2 separate regions of the Homo sapiens genome follow, and region 1 is linked to region 2. A link is a contact called in ENCODE Hi-C or POLR2A ChIA-PET data. All regions are on one chromosome and are shown on one strand. Each heading gives the region's core, a stretch centred on a gene start or an enhancer-like site at or near the end of the contact. The rest is flanking DNA. Distances are from core to core; before and after follow the strand shown. Region 1 overlaps DPP4 (dipeptidyl peptidase 4). Region 2 overlaps SLC4A10 (solute carrier family 4 member 10).

Region 1 (7,581 bases), core at 3,702-6,201, 36 kb after region 2:
ATATGGAGATTTTATATATATATATATATATATATATATATATATATATATATATATATATATCTTCATAACAATGCAACAGTTCTGTAAGGTAGGTCTTTTTGTACTTTTTACAAATTAAGACACTGGAGTTCAAAGAGCCTAAGTATTGTTCTTTATATATATATATATATATAGCACATATTTGTGTATATAGTTACATTTGAAAAAAAAAAGTGTTCTGAAAAGCACAGTGTCCACAGCAAGCCTGAGACTGTTAAAGAAACCTAAGTGTGGTGCACAGTTCAGACAATGACTGCTTCATAATAATCCAGAAACCACCTTCTCTCCGCCCAGCCTTGAATCCTACCCTACATTCTTACCCTGGATTCAGTTTTCTGTCTGGATCCTCTTGCCTTCCGGTGTGTGTAGAGTTAAATATTTTTTTCATGTGACTTCTTTTTTCCATTTATTTATAAACTCCTTGAAGGTAGGGATGGTGTTTGGTGTTTTGCCCCTCTTTTGTAACTCTCCAGAGCCCAGATCTGTGCTCTGCTGTTTACCCAGCCAGCAAAGGCTCTTGATATAATAAGTAAAATATACCAGAAGATCCTGCTGCTCAGTTTATTAAGAATGATTAAAAGTCCAAAAAGAATTGTCACGGACATGTCAGTATTGGAACACAGCAAATGCTTAATGAGTACCTTCAAGTGCCCAGCACCTGAGGACACAGAAGACTAAGGCAAGAATCTGTGTAATCTATGGAGCCATTAAGAAGCAGCTACATGGTTGTGACTAGAAGGAGGGAAAAGGTGAAAGGAAGGTGTCAGGCATTGTATCTATGTAAATCTTCAGAGCAATGCAACCAGTTCTGTAAGGTAGGTCTTTTTGTACTTTTTACAAATTAAGACACTGGAGTTCAAAGAGGCTAAGTATTGTTCTTTAAATGTTCCCCATTAGTGAGTTGGTGGTACTGAGACTCTAACCCAGGTCCAACTGACCTCAGCTGCAGGGCACTGTGTCTCCAGCAGGAGGTGAGATGTGACCGCCTTCCTCCTTATCAGGTTATTCATTCTGGCTCATGGAACCAGAATCAGGTTATGATGATTAATATTTCTGCTTAATATGTTACATTTTCTTTGCCACCAATCTTTCTGTTATTAACACTGGAAACCAAACTTACCCAGTGAAACACCTTTTTTGCTCATGAGTCACAAATATCAGGACCTTGGATAGAAGAAGCTTAAAAAATAAAAAGGGTTTTTGATTGTTGGATGGTCACACTTCACACCACACTCACACATGCTTTTTAAATAATTTGAAGAGTGGGTTCAGATGAAAGACTATATAGAATAAGAATTTTTATCGAGTTTGTTGAGGCTTAAAGCCTGTAAGCACCAAAAAAAAAAGTTTTCTCTCAATTAAGGAAGTTAACTATTAATTCAAATTCTTGGGTGTAAATGTTAATATTGTCACAGAAAGAAGACTGTGCAGAAAGATGATACATTTCTATGGGCCATAATATTGGTCCATTCATACCATGCTCTGAGCTTTCCTCATGGGATAGTGATGTTATACTTTGTTTATGTATTTATTTATTTATTTTGAGATGGAGTCTCGCTCTGTCACCCAGGCTGGAGTGCAATGGCGCGATCTCTGCTAACTGCAACCTCCGACTCCCGGGTTCAAGTGATTCTCCTGTCTCAGACTCCCGAGTAGCTGGGATTACAGGAGCACACCACCATGCCTGGCTACTTTTTTGTATTTCAATAAAGACGGGGTTTCACCGTGTTACCCAGGCTGGTCTCGAACTGGGCTCAGGCAATCCACCCCGCTTGGCCTCCCAAAGTGCTATGATTACAGGTGTGAGCCGCCACCATGCCTGGCTGTGATGTTATACTTTATAACCCACACTTGTCTATTATTCTCAACCATCTGTATCCCTCAGACATCCTGAATACACACTCTAGGTCACTCAGGATGTACACAAAAGAGTTCTTGGACGCTGCTGAAATAACTGCCACAGAGTTGGCCAACAAAATCCTCTTACTTTATGGAAAAAAGTCATGCTTATGTTTTGTTGTGTTTTCTATTTAGAGTTTATTGAATCATAAATATTGTACAAATCTAGTAGTCTTATAAATCAGTATTCTCACATCAACTTCGAGCAAAAGTAGCAAATGCCAAGAAGTGGAACTGGTAGCCTCAGTGACTACCTGTGAATAAGAAAAGAAACAGAAAATATGCAGAATGTCACGAAGCCCAGTATGTTCATTAACTTTTATGGTAGTGGCTCTGAGTTATCAAGAATGCATTGAATTATATTCTGTGCCTGATATTTAATAAAGTATGAAGGTATGTACTCATATTTAGCAAAATTTCCAACAAACATGTTAAAAAATAATTCATAGTGATTTTCTAAAAATCTTGATAGAAACTTAAAAAACCAACCCTGTATCCATAGAAGAGATGTAAGCCATTTCTCCCTTCTTTTCGTGTATGTGCCTCTGGGCACTGGTGTACTCTCACAGGTTGTTATGAAAGGAGTCTTAGCCATTCCTGTGTCTGCAGAGGCTGCAGCTATGAATGTCAAGACAAGTCTGCACATCTTAGTGGTATGACTGGTTCCTGTATGTTTTAAACTTATTCTCAGATTAAGTTTATCTCTAACTTATTTGTCCATTTTCTTCTTTTTTCCATAAGCTAATTTAAAACTCTCATTGGAAAGGAAAACTTGTCCTATGAGGGTCAAATGAAAACTACTTCGACTTTACTCACATTATTACTTTTTGCAGCCTTCAATGCTTGAAAAATATGTGCTGGGATTACCTCACTCCAGAGAAAATACTGCACATGCTTAGAAACTAAAGAAATATTAATCCATATCATTTTGATATTGTATAAATATTAAATAGTATCTGACTTAGATATTACGATTATAATATCTGACTTGTATGATATATGATGTTGTACAATATCTGACATTGTACAATGTCTGGCTTCAATTAAGATAAAAGGAGAATTTCTATTTAATTTGCTTTTATGACTATTAATGCTGTCCAGGATGTGAACATATATTACTACCGCTTCTTGATATACAATTCTGCAAAGATTGATCCAGCTACTCACAATGATTGAACTGTATTAAGAAACAGAATTTTGACAAGAAGAGTCCTACAGATTGGAAGGTCAGTTTGTGGTTCCAATGGAGGAGTGGGAGTTGAGATTTAATTAAGGTGAAGTGACTCAATGGCATGCTCTGAAGCTGTAGTTGAAGATGGATTTCACAATCCTCTGTCCATTCCTATGCATGACTCACCAGTCTCATGTTCAATTGGTAGATTTTTTTTTCCATTTCTTCCATTTTTAGGTTTTTATGCTGTAGCTCACCCTGTCTGGGAAAACTTTGTCTAGCAAATGGTCTGAAGCTAAGTTTAAACTCATAAAGTCAAATTTTTAAAAATGAGGCTGTTTTGCAAATAATTGAAAAAAATGATGTTTTCTGTTATCTGGATATTGCTTTGCTAGGCCAAATTCAGCATTTAAAATTATTGCTTTCGGTCAGATGTGGTGGCTCACGCCTGTAATCCTAGCACTTTGGAAGGCCAAGGCGGGCGGATCACCTGAGGTTAAGAGTTCGTGACCAGCCTAGCCAACAGGACAAAAACCCATCTCTACTAAAAATACAAAAATTAGCCAGGCATGGTGGCACGCACCTGTAATCCCAGCTACTTGGGAGGCTGAGACAGAAGAATCGTTTGAACCCAGGAGCCGAGATCATGCCACTGCACTCCAGCCTGGGCAACAGAGCAAGACTCTGTCTCGGAAAAAAAAAAAATTTATGCTTTCTTTTTTTCTTTTTTTTTTTTTTTTTGAGACGGAGTCTCATTCTGTAGCCCAGGCTGGAGTACAGTGGTGTGATCTCGGCTCACTGCAACTTCCGCCTCCCGGGTTCACACCATTCTCCTGCCTCAGTGTCCCCAGTAGGTGGGACTACAGGCGCCCGCCACGATGCCTAGCTAATTTTTTGTATTTTTAGTAGAGATGGGGTTTCACTGTGTTAGCCAGGATGATCTCGATCTCCTGACCTCGTGATCTGCCTGCCTCAGCCTCCCAAAGGGCTGAGATTACAGGCGTGAGCCACCATGCCTGGCCACTTTCATTTTTATAGTAATGTCAACCACAAATAGTCAACCACTTAAATAATTGACTACTTCTACTGAGCCATAAGAACTGCCAGAATGATATTTCTGATCTTATTCGTTCTTATATAAGCCTCATCATAGTTCCCTGGAATAAAATTATAAATTGTGTATGATATAAGTAACTAAAATTAGTTTAAGTTGATTTCTCAAAAGCTGTATGTATTTATGATAAGAGAAATTGCACATTATTAGGCAAAAACCTATGAACTGTTTAGCTTAACACATTTTTATATATCTAATTTTTTTACCAAAGCTGAACTCTTTCCATGTTTACAAGGTAGTCTGGGATTACTAACAAAATAAACAAGAGCCTTTCTAGATAAATGTGTCCATATGCCAGTGCGGTTTAGGTCTTATTCAAGACACAAGTCATTACTTCTGAAAAAATGAAGGCACATTTATTAAATGACTGGGAGAAATTCCATAGTATGTAGAATGGGAATAATAATACATAACATTGTATTTTATGTTCCATTTTTTAAAATGAGTCCAAGGAAGTTAAAATATTCTTTTAATTAAGACACTCAAAGAAATGAAATAAGAAAAATTGATGCAAGGACTCCTTCAAGTTAAGATTTGTGATACAAATATTTTCATCTTTTAACAGGGCAAGCTGATGTGTTCACATCTCAGTTTCAAGCTGCCTCTTTCACTAGGAACATCAGTATTTTTTTTTAAAAGCACATTTACAATGCTTTCCCATCACCCTTGCTGTGTTTTTGTAGCACCTATAGCCATAACTGGCACCTGGGGGCCTGCGTTGCTGGCAGTTTCCCTTACATTTCTTTGGAGTCTTTTCAACTGCTGTGGTTTTACTTAGAAGTCAGTGCTTTGCATATTTGATTTCCTGAGACTGTTTGAATAGTCTTTCTCAGAAAACTGTGCCAGTCTGGCTGTGAACAGCTCTTCTCCGAGGGGAGCTGACAGTAGCCTGCTCGTGTTGGTATGCTTGGACTTGGGTTCCCAGCCATGCCCTGCTATCTTCTCTCCCTAATCCCTCTTATCCTGTCCCTGCCCTAGTGACATCACTGCCCACATCTTGCCATCCCTTTAAAGAAGAGAACAACATTTGAACCAGTCCAGTTAGAAAAAGATTAAAATCCTGCTCAGGGAATCTATGCAAAGCCTCCATAAAAACAATTCCTATTTGTTGTTTCAGCAGCTGATGCAGAAATGATTTTAAACAATAAAACCCGACCGGATAATTCAAACTTCTGTAAGGTAATAATCTGTTGTGAAGACAGAAGTCCCTACTTAAGATGATAGGTATGAAATTTGGGAACAAAGGTAACCTTAAGTTTCTTGATTTGAGTGTGTATTTTAAAGATCATCATCATCTTGACAGTGCAGTTTTGAGATAATGAAAACAAAAATGAGTTTTAATAAGCTTTAAATGGCATGGTATTTTGAGGTGCTAAGGTAAAGAGAAACATTGTTTTATGAAGTGGCTCATGTGGGTATATATATGTTGGTGTGCTGTGCTGCTAGCTATTCCATGGTCTTCATCAGTATACCACTAGAGAGAGAAAGAAAAGAAGTTAGAATTAGGAAGTCAGTACTCTTCTTAAAAAAAAAAATACGTAAATTCAAATGAGCTCTCACGAGCATACATGGTATAAAACAGAGTGTTTTAATTCCTGAGGCAGTTTATAAACTGAAACGGGGTCAAAGAGGGGGTCTAATTTTCCCCCAGAGCTTTTCCAGGGCACGTTGTTCTGTCCTGCAGAAGTCTCTGATCCTCTTTTGCAGGTGCTGAGAGAACTCACTGTGAATTTGGCTTTATTGAATAGTGCTTTAAAGATACGTACATTTTAATTAAAACACCCAATCCATTTCCAAATTTGACTCAAAGGGCGCTTACACAGCATGCATGGGAAGGAATGATTATCCCATTAAGCCCACTTGTTTTAATTAAACTGTTATCAAGTGTTAAATTTCTCTGTACTCTAGTAAGATAAACTGTATTAAACTAAATGATTTTTTTTAAAGCAATATTGCCTAATATATAGCACCTAGAAACTGGAAAAACTCTATTTCAATATTACATATATATGTTTAATAGAAGTGAAGTCAAAAATCAGATGTATTATTTGTAAACACTTAGATTTTAAACTGGTATTTTAAGAAATCTGTGTATTTGACATTTATGTAAAAGGAATTAATGATCTGGGACAAAAATTTATTGATTCATACCTTGTTAAATAATTGGGAAGTCATTACCGGGCAAACATAAATTATGGAGACATAAGTTAACTTTAAAAAAAGCTTAATTAAAGTAGCATTTGTCTTTTCTTTGAATAGTAGAAAAATAAACTTCAACCTCTTATAAAACACTGACCCAAAAGATAGCCAGTTTTTCTCAGTATCAAGTAACTGTCCCACTCCTGTGCATTGGGCACCATTTGAACTGAGCACAGAGCAAATCATGTGTGTTAGAGGACACATAAATACATATACATACATGCACACATTAAAAATACGTTTTCCTTCATCTGAAAATCTCTAATGCAGAAAATGAATTTGACATAATACGTAGAAATATCCTCTGCATAGACAACAACAGCTCTAGCCATTCCTGACTTTATAAAACAATCCTAATTGTTTATCGCCTGTGGTTATTCAACAAAAGATCACCTTGTAATTGCAAAAACTGAAGCATGCTGATTATTAAGATCCCACTGTTGTTAGAATAGCTAGTAATACATACCAGACAGAAATGGATTTTCATATTTGAGCTGAGCTATTATCATGCTGGTTTCACTTTAGAATTACTCTGCCACACATTTACTGAACAAGTGATTACTTTTGAATCAAAATAGGGAGAGACTGAACAATCACATGAACAGGAGAGCAGTGTCTTGATACTCCCAGCATATGCGATATTGTGCTTCTTAACCCCAAACTCGCTAATATTATTGAGCATTACTCTGTGCATGGCTGAAGGATACCACTCTTCTGACTTCACGTTGAAAAAAAAATTTTTAATGTTTTTATTCTGTCCTGTCTGTGGCACTGCTAAAAGAATTAGCCCAGAAAGAGGAAACTAGACCCCACCAGCAACTTCCCTCCCCTTGCACAAAGTTTTTCTATACCATTGCCTGGAAATCCACTCCAACATCGACCAGGGCTTTGGAGATCTGAGCTGACTGCTGAAAGTGAACGTTATCTGCAGGGAGAGAAAGGAAACATAAAGTAGCTAATAGCCACTCCAGTTTTCTGGTACCAAGGGGTGGGAAAGGCACAAGAAGAAAGGGACTGTTTGAAGTTCTAGGACTCAGCATCCCATTTAGCCCAAGACAAGTGACTTGTGGAAAGCAACACTGTTTTATTGAAGTAAATGTAACAGTCTTGCCCCTCATGCTTTTGTTTTGTCAGTAGTGAAATTGCAAACCTGTCT
Region 2 (7,555 bases), core at 27-2,526:
GCAGAAAGGAAAGAAAGTACAACTGACTTTAAGAACCTTCTTACTAAGAAAACAAGAAAACAAAATCACAGAGAAAAGACTACCATGACAAATATGCAACAAATACTCAGTGTGTTTCACACTCCAGGCTATAAGAGCTCTCATACTGACTACAAACTGCTTGAAGTTATATAAAACTACCTCTAAAAAAGACTATTATTCTCCTAGAAGAATTGGTAATTTCTGCTCATGGTCATAATAACAAATTTAACTGCTGTATTTATTTTAAAATTACACTTACTAAATTTGATTCTGAAATGTTTGATGCGTATTTTATTTTCAAAAAAGTCAATTTGTAACTTTTATTGATTGCTTATTGTGTGCCAATGATTGTGCTAAAAACTAGAGGAAATACTGAGAAATTATATAAGTTATCTGATCTTAAGAAACATATTAATAGTTTTATTAAGGAGCCTTGAAACCTAATGAGTACAAAAGAAACATTTATTGTTTAACCACTAGAATATAATAGTACCTAACATTTTCTGATTGCTTTCTATTCAACAGATATTATTCCAAATGATTTACAACATCAACTAATTTAATTATCACAACAGCCCAGTGAGGTGCCTTCTACTATCATCATCATCGTTTTTCAGATAGGGAAAAAGAGGCACAAGAGCTTAAGTGATTTATTGGTTGAGCTAGCATTTCATTCCAGGCAGTCTGACTCCAGAACTTATATTCTTAACCACTTTATTATACTGCCTCTCATAAAGCAGTCACTAAAAATTAAAAATAAAAGGTGGAACATAAAATAGGCCATCCCTTTGGCTGCTTCTGAGGCTCTACACTTCGATTCCTGCAGGGTATGGAGGGAGTGCTCTTCCCCATCTTTGATTTCCCTCCTCAGAGAGCACCCTGTCTGTGCAAGAGGGCAGTTTTCACACACCCCATTGCACCTATTTTTCCTCCTTTACATTTCCTACCTGGTCCTAGGAGGCACTTAGTTTGCAACACCTGGAGATCAGTGACAGTGGAGTAGCATAACAGAGGAAATAGAAAACAAAAAACCGTGATTTCTAAGGAGGGGCTTAATTTGTCTAGTGCTGAAACTGAAGCAAATTAGAACAAGATAGCACTATATTAAGGAGAAAATGACTATACAGGGGAGCTTAGGCTCCATGATATTATTTTTTCTAATAGAAGTCACCCAATGAGACAAACGAGGGCAATTGGAAACTGAGTGTTTGTTTAAGAGTTACTCCAGGAGATCTGATATGAAGGGCTTGTTGAGTATCATCAGGAAGTGGTTTCTATTCGCAATCAGGCCACCCTTAGCCCTGTTATTGACACAGTTTCTTTCTCTCTTTCTTTCTTTTTTAAACAGAAAGGTTGTGGGTACCATCTGGACCTATTAATGGTGGCTGTCATGCTCGGTGTATGCTCCATCATGGGCCTGCCATGGTTTGTGGCTGCCACAGTCCTCTCCATCACTCATGTCAATAGCCTAAAACTGGAATCAGAATGCTCAGCTCCAGGAGAACAACCCAAATTTCTCGGCATTCGGGAGCAAAGGGTTACTGGGCTTATGATTTTTATTCTTATGGGTTCATCAGTCTTTATGACCAGTATTCTGAAGGTAACAAAATCTGTCTTTATGAACTTGAGAGAAAGAATACATTTATCATCATTTAAAATTTTCATTTGAATCTGAGCCATAAATTTGCAAATATTGTGTGGCATGTGATGAAAGTGATGAATTTCTGAACCATGTTTATATAATTCTTCATAACCTAAGGGAGGGAAATTACGTCCTATATTTTAAAACCCTTAAATACATAAAAATTTAGTCTGGCAAAGTAAAATTTGATGAGTAAATTATTGTAACAATTTTGAATCGGTGATCAAGCTATGGGAAAAAGTCACTCATTGTTTCTGACTGACTTGTGACCCGAATCCATTACAGGCATTCATAAAGATTCTATTTTCTTGTCAGTGGATAAATATATTAGCAGTTAATATTACTTACTATTAATAAGAGATAGAGGTGAAGGGATGAGCCTGGTTATAGTCACATACGCAGTTTTCCATTTTAAGTGCTCTGTAAAACCACTGTCTGGACATCATCATTGCATATAGTGATTTTTTTTTCACACAAAACTTGAAATCTATTTTTAAGAGGATTAACTAGTAATTATTTTGTCATGTAATTTTGTCAGATATTTCCAAGGTGTGTCAATTGCGCTATAAATTACAACACATTTTATTTGCCTATAATTTGACATTTTAATTAAATTATTTAATGATTTACACTAGTTTACTTGTATTTGATCATTAACACAAGTACCTTTGCAAGAATTAATCTCTGTTATATAAGTAATTATGTTATAGACATAAGATGATGTGAACTATTCCAATAAAAAGAGAAAATCTGAATTATCCATATATTTACAAATACCTGGTATAATACAGGAAACACATCTAAATGTTAGCTTCATTTTTAATCCACCTTTAATCCAAATATCTTATCTTTGTAAAGCAAAATTCAAGTTGTCTCCAAAGTAGCATAATAATAATATTATTGTTCATTATATACTACATGGTTTTTAAAAATAGATTTTGACCTATTAAATAATTATAACAACCCTATTGTTATCATCTCCTTTTAGATATTGGGAAACTAAGGCACAGAGAGCTTAAGTAACTTACCTAAGGTTACACAGCTAAAAATGCTAGAGCTGGAACTTGAATCCTTGTCTTCTGAATCTGTACTATACTGTTTCTATTCAAAAATGCCTTTTTTCCCTGTTTTTTTCTTTGATAAATGCAAAACCACAATCTATTTGAAAATGATTTCTGCCTTTTCTCCAATTGTTCTTTTACAGTTTATTCCCATGCCAGTGCTATATGGAGTGTTTCTTTATATGGGTGCTTCATCTCTAAAGGGAATTCAGGTAAATTACTTACAGTACTACAGGCACATCTGTGATGACTGACCTTAAGGTCTACTGATAAGTCATGTGACAGCTGAGAAAATGCCACCACCTGAGGAACAGCTTTTAGACCACAATTAAATTTCTTCAAACTTGTCAGAGTTACAAAAGTTAAAGAAGATTCTCTCCAGCATCTAAGGTTCATAATCTTATGGTACTTTTCTTTATCATAAGTATATTAAAACTGTAAGAGGCTTAGATTTTACAGCATTTTTAGAAAAATCATAGTAGTATATTTCAATATATATCCAAATATTTATAATATTTGACACTTTAATCATGTGTATGGACATCTATTGGTAAGAATAGGAAAAGTCTTTATGCACGAAGATGTTCATTGTAACACATACTATTAAAATATTGGAAACAACCCAATTCTCTAACTGCAGTCAAATAATTAGGTAACCTATGGTATATTCACTGAAAATTGATAATTATAGGAACCACAAAAGTAACATGGCAAAAATGCTTACAACATAATACAAAGTAAGAAACTATTGACCATAGGTTTATAAAGCTATGAGTTTGAGCTGGGTTGTGAAGGAAGGTGTAGAAATAAGAACAATTTGTTGAGATAGTGATATCCCGGGGGTTTTCCCCCTTGTTTTGTTTGTTTTACTGTTATATTTATAGGATTATTTTTAAAATTAGACTAAAATAAAGATATAAGCAGTTTCAAGTATAAGGGGAACTTTATGAATTATTTAAGTAAGTATTGGTTAAATAAATATTTTAGGCATGAATTTGGCAACAGATCAGCCAGATGGTTCTGGTTCAGGATGTCCCATGTGGTCACTGTCAGGGTGTGGACAAGGTCCACAGCATCTGAAGGTTTGATAGTGCTGGAGGATCTGCTTGCAAAATGGCTATTCCACAACTGTGGGCATGAGGGCATCAGTTCTTTTCTACCTGTTGGTAGGATGACTCAGTCTTTTGCCACAGTGGCCTCTCCATGGAATCCTTAGTGTGTCCTCAAACCATGGAATGTGACTCCTTCAGAGTGAGCAATATAAAAGAGAGAGAGAGAGATAGAGGAGAAAGGAGAGAAGAGAATGAGAAAGAGGATGAAGTGCTTTTTGACTTAGTCTTCAAAGTCATACATGGTCTTTCCATGTTTTCTATTTGTTAGAGGCTATCCACTACTAAGTCCAGCTTGCACCCAAGTGAAGGGAAAAGGGAGACTATCTCTTGAAGAGAAGAGTATCAAAGAATTTGTAGACACATTTTAAAACCTCCACAAGTGTATTCTAAATTTTTACAGAAGCTGTAGGCAAATTCTTCCCACGTATTTCTTTGATGATACTGTTATTGGTTGAATAGTGAGTGTTTCCTGAAAATTTATGTCCACCTGGAGTCTCAAAATGTGACCTTACTTGGAAATAGACTATTTGCCTATGTAATTAGATATGGGTTTCAAGACAAGATAATCATGGATTTAGGGTGGGCCCTAAATCTAATGACTGTGGTCCTTATAAGAAGAGAAGAGGGGTTGAGTGTGGTGTGGCTCATGCCTGTAATCCCAGCACTTTGGGAAGCCGAGGTGGGCGGATCATGAGGTCAAGAGATCGAGAACATCCTGGCCAGCATGGTGAAACCCCATCTCTACTAAAAATATAAAAATTATCTGGGCATGGTGGTGGGCGCCTGTAGTCCTAGCCACTTGGGAGGCTGAGGCAGGAGAATTGCTTGAACCTGGGAGGCGGAGGTTGCAGTGAGTGGAAATTGCACCACTGCACTCCAGCCTGGGAGGCAGAAAGAGACTCTGTCTCAAAAAAAAAAAAAAAAAAAAAAAGAAGAGGGGAGAACACAGAGAGACACAGGACAGGGAAGAAGGCTATATGAAGATGTAGGAAGGCCAGGCACGGTCAGCTCACACTTCTAATGCCAGACCAAGGCGGGTGGATCACCTGAGGTCAGGAGTTCGAGACCAGCCTGACCAATATGGCAAAATCTAGTCTCTACTAAAAATACAAAAATCAGACGGGTGTGGTGGTGCATGCCTGTAATCCCAGCTACTCAGGAGGTTGAGATAGAAGAATTACTTGAACCCGGGAGGTGAAGATCGCATTGAGCCGAGATCATGCTACTGCACTCCAGCCTGGACGACAGAGGGATACTCTGTCTCAAAAAAAAAGAAAAAAAAAAAAGGGAGAAAGAGATTAGAGTTTTGTTGCCATAAATCAAGGGTGCTAGGAGCCACCTGGAGCTGGAAGGGGCAAGGAAGTTTTCTCCCCTAAGACCTTCAAAGGGAGTGTGGCCCTGGCAATATCTTGCTTTAGGCTTCTGGCCTCCACAAGTGTGGAAGAATATATTTCTATTGATTTAAACCACCAAGTTGTGGTAATTTGTTAGGACAGTCCTAGCAAACTAATAGATTTCTACTTAAATTGTCCCTTGAAAAGTCTTGTTTTATAATTTAACATTATTTAGCCCAACACTCCAATGTTCTTGAAAAAGAGACTAGAGACTTATTCATCATATAGTATTTTGTCAACTGAAAAGCAAAAATAAATTGCAGCTTTTTCTATAACACAGCTAGACTCACTGATGTTCATAGCATATAAGAGAATAGTTAACCTGCAGGACAGGCAGCACGGGATCTCTGTTCCTGAGCAAATGACTAACCAGCTTCTGACTTTGGGAGAAAAAGCAGAACTTAGGCCTTAAGACAATACTGGCTGCCAGTCTGGGGGAAACTTAAGTATGAAGTCATTGCAGGTCACGGAACACCCAAAGTTGATAGTATGACTGACTCTTCATCCTGACACTGGGAAAAATGAACTGGGAGAGGGAGATGGTTGAGCCATGTTATATGTTTTAATTTTACTCAAATTAGATTTAATTTGCTCATTTAAAATTTCATGTATGAAAAGTGTAGTTTGATAGAATTTGTTTAGTAAGCCATTAGGGAAGAATATGGAAGAGGTTTTGTTTATTTGTTTTTCTTTTTCCCTTTTTTTTTTTTTTTGCCTTTGGCAAAAGTTCCATGAGTACTAATTTCATCTGTAAGTGAAAAGCATTTATTATTAGGCCCCAGGCTCACATAAATACAGCAGCAGAGTTTAAGAAACAATGTAAAATCATTTTGATGATAGGTTTCAACAGATTTTCTCCTCTAATTCCACATGATTTTATACTCATGAGATTTAGAATTGAACAAGAACGTCAAGTTTTGGAATTATTTGGGGTGTGAATCTTTTAAATGAAAATTGAAGAAAACGTTATCAAAAGCCCATGAGTTAAATATAATGAGTTTTAAAGAACACAAATGAAACATCAATCTGGGGCACATGTTGATGAACAGGGTCTCACACTGAGAAACAGTGTTCGTGAAAATTTAAGTGAGCCCCAAGAGCAGGCAGCTGAAATTCCTATTTGGAATTGTAGCTAACTGGGTGGGGAAATGTGATATTGATACTAGGATATAATAAAAACCAAATGTAAAACTCAGAATACATTTATCATGATGATGATTATTATTTAAACATATGCTAAATATAATCAGTTCCAGCAGCACGTTACTGTCTTACCCTATTGAAGGAATCTATGTTACCTGCTTGTTTGGCAATATTAAGAAACTTATTATCTGGGCTTCTCACTGTGAAACATGGCAGAAAAAACAGATCACAGTGTTCTCATGAATGCTGTTTCTGCATTCAGATATATACCCACATCTATATTCATTCCAACACTTCAGGAATCCAAAGTAAAGCAAATGTGCCATTTAAACAATAACAATTGAAGCACCCACACACTGAAGTACACTTATGCAATAACATAGCTTCACAAATGGAGAAATGGTGGCTGGGAAAAACTAGTTCTATAGAAAAGGAAATATTCCATTGTAAGCCAGAAGATTTTATTTTATTTCTTTCCTATTCCTACCTCTACCATGCACCAAGTTTTTGTTTATTTAATGACTTTTAAGTTTAAATAATATTTAGGAAATAGAAATTTTAAAACTTAATGACATGTACATGGACAGAATGGAGAGACATTATTCAGGAATGAGTTCAGCACTTAGTAGCCTGCATAGAATGTTTCAATAATATTTTTGGAATATATAAATGAATATGAATAAATGAATGGTCAGGGAATGAACTAATATATGTATGATTCTTATTTAGATAACTGAGGAAAGGAAGGCCATGTCATGCCATAAGACATAGAACACAGAAGGGAAGATAGGTTTATGTTGAGTTTGAGATTCCTATTATGTATACAAGCAGGTCTTGGTAAAACAGGGTGTTTTGACTCTAACATTTTGACTCAATGGACAACTGTTCCTTTGCATATTAATATGACACATTTGATGAGAATTGCCTACAGTTTTTAAAATAAGTTAGTTAAGAAATAAAATCTAATATTACTTTTTGAAAATGCATAATGGATGTTACTGTAGAGATGGCATGAAATAAAACAGTGACTGACAGTGATTGAAACCATTATTTTCTAAATAATCGCCTCTAGTTGGAAACACTGAAAATTGCAAAAATTGGCCGAAGAACAATAAACCAAATAATCTATATAAAATAAAACTATCATGCAGTATGATTTGTTAGTAAATAAAATGTGATTAA

Evidence for each region. A loop is a pair of places that touch in the nucleus more often than their neighbours do. ChIA-PET counts read pairs that join two places held with the same protein, here RNA polymerase II (POLR2A). Pooled maps may share reads with other maps.
Region 1: a map of CD4-positive, alpha-beta T cell shows a loop between it and region 2 (2.3-fold over the local background). The contact joins two enhancer-like sites. A Hi-C loop is called at or near these places in 5 of 168 maps with a recorded cell type or tissue (CD4-positive, alpha-beta T cell, CD4-positive, alpha-beta memory T cell, CD8-positive, alpha-beta T cell and 1 more) and 11 of 50 pooled maps. POLR2A ChIA-PET finds 5 or more read pairs at or near these places in 14 of 52 experiments (CD4-positive, alpha-beta T cell, CD4-positive, alpha-beta memory T cell, OCI-LY7 and 7 more).

The regions. Positions count from the first base shown.
Region 1 is chr2:161,987,685-161,995,265 of GRCh38, forward strand. It overlaps DPP4 (dipeptidyl peptidase 4), which reads right to left. Exons shown (of 26, transcript NM_001935.4): 25 at 7,277-7,350; 26 at 4,561-5,700. The coding sequence ends at 5,599. Among named protein-coding and RNA genes, the nearest start is that of DPP4, 83 kb to the right of the region's middle. Within about 2 kb of position 4,952, at least 3 of the 41 ENCODE cell types and tissues checked have a DNase peak (open chromatin) inside an H3K27ac peak, as active enhancers do; they include CD4-positive, alpha-beta T cell and CD8-positive, alpha-beta T cell, where a contact is called at or near this core.
Region 2 is chr2:161,955,620-161,963,174 of GRCh38, forward strand. SLC4A10 (solute carrier family 4 member 10) reads left to right here. Exons shown (of 27, transcript NM_001178015.2): 20 at 1,370-1,621; 21 at 2,868-2,936. Among named protein-coding and RNA genes, the nearest start is that of DPP4, 110 kb to the right of the region's middle. Within about 2 kb of position 1,277, at least 3 of the 41 ENCODE cell types and tissues checked have a DNase peak (open chromatin) inside an H3K27ac peak, as active enhancers do; they include CD4-positive, alpha-beta T cell and CD8-positive, alpha-beta T cell, where a contact is called at or near this core.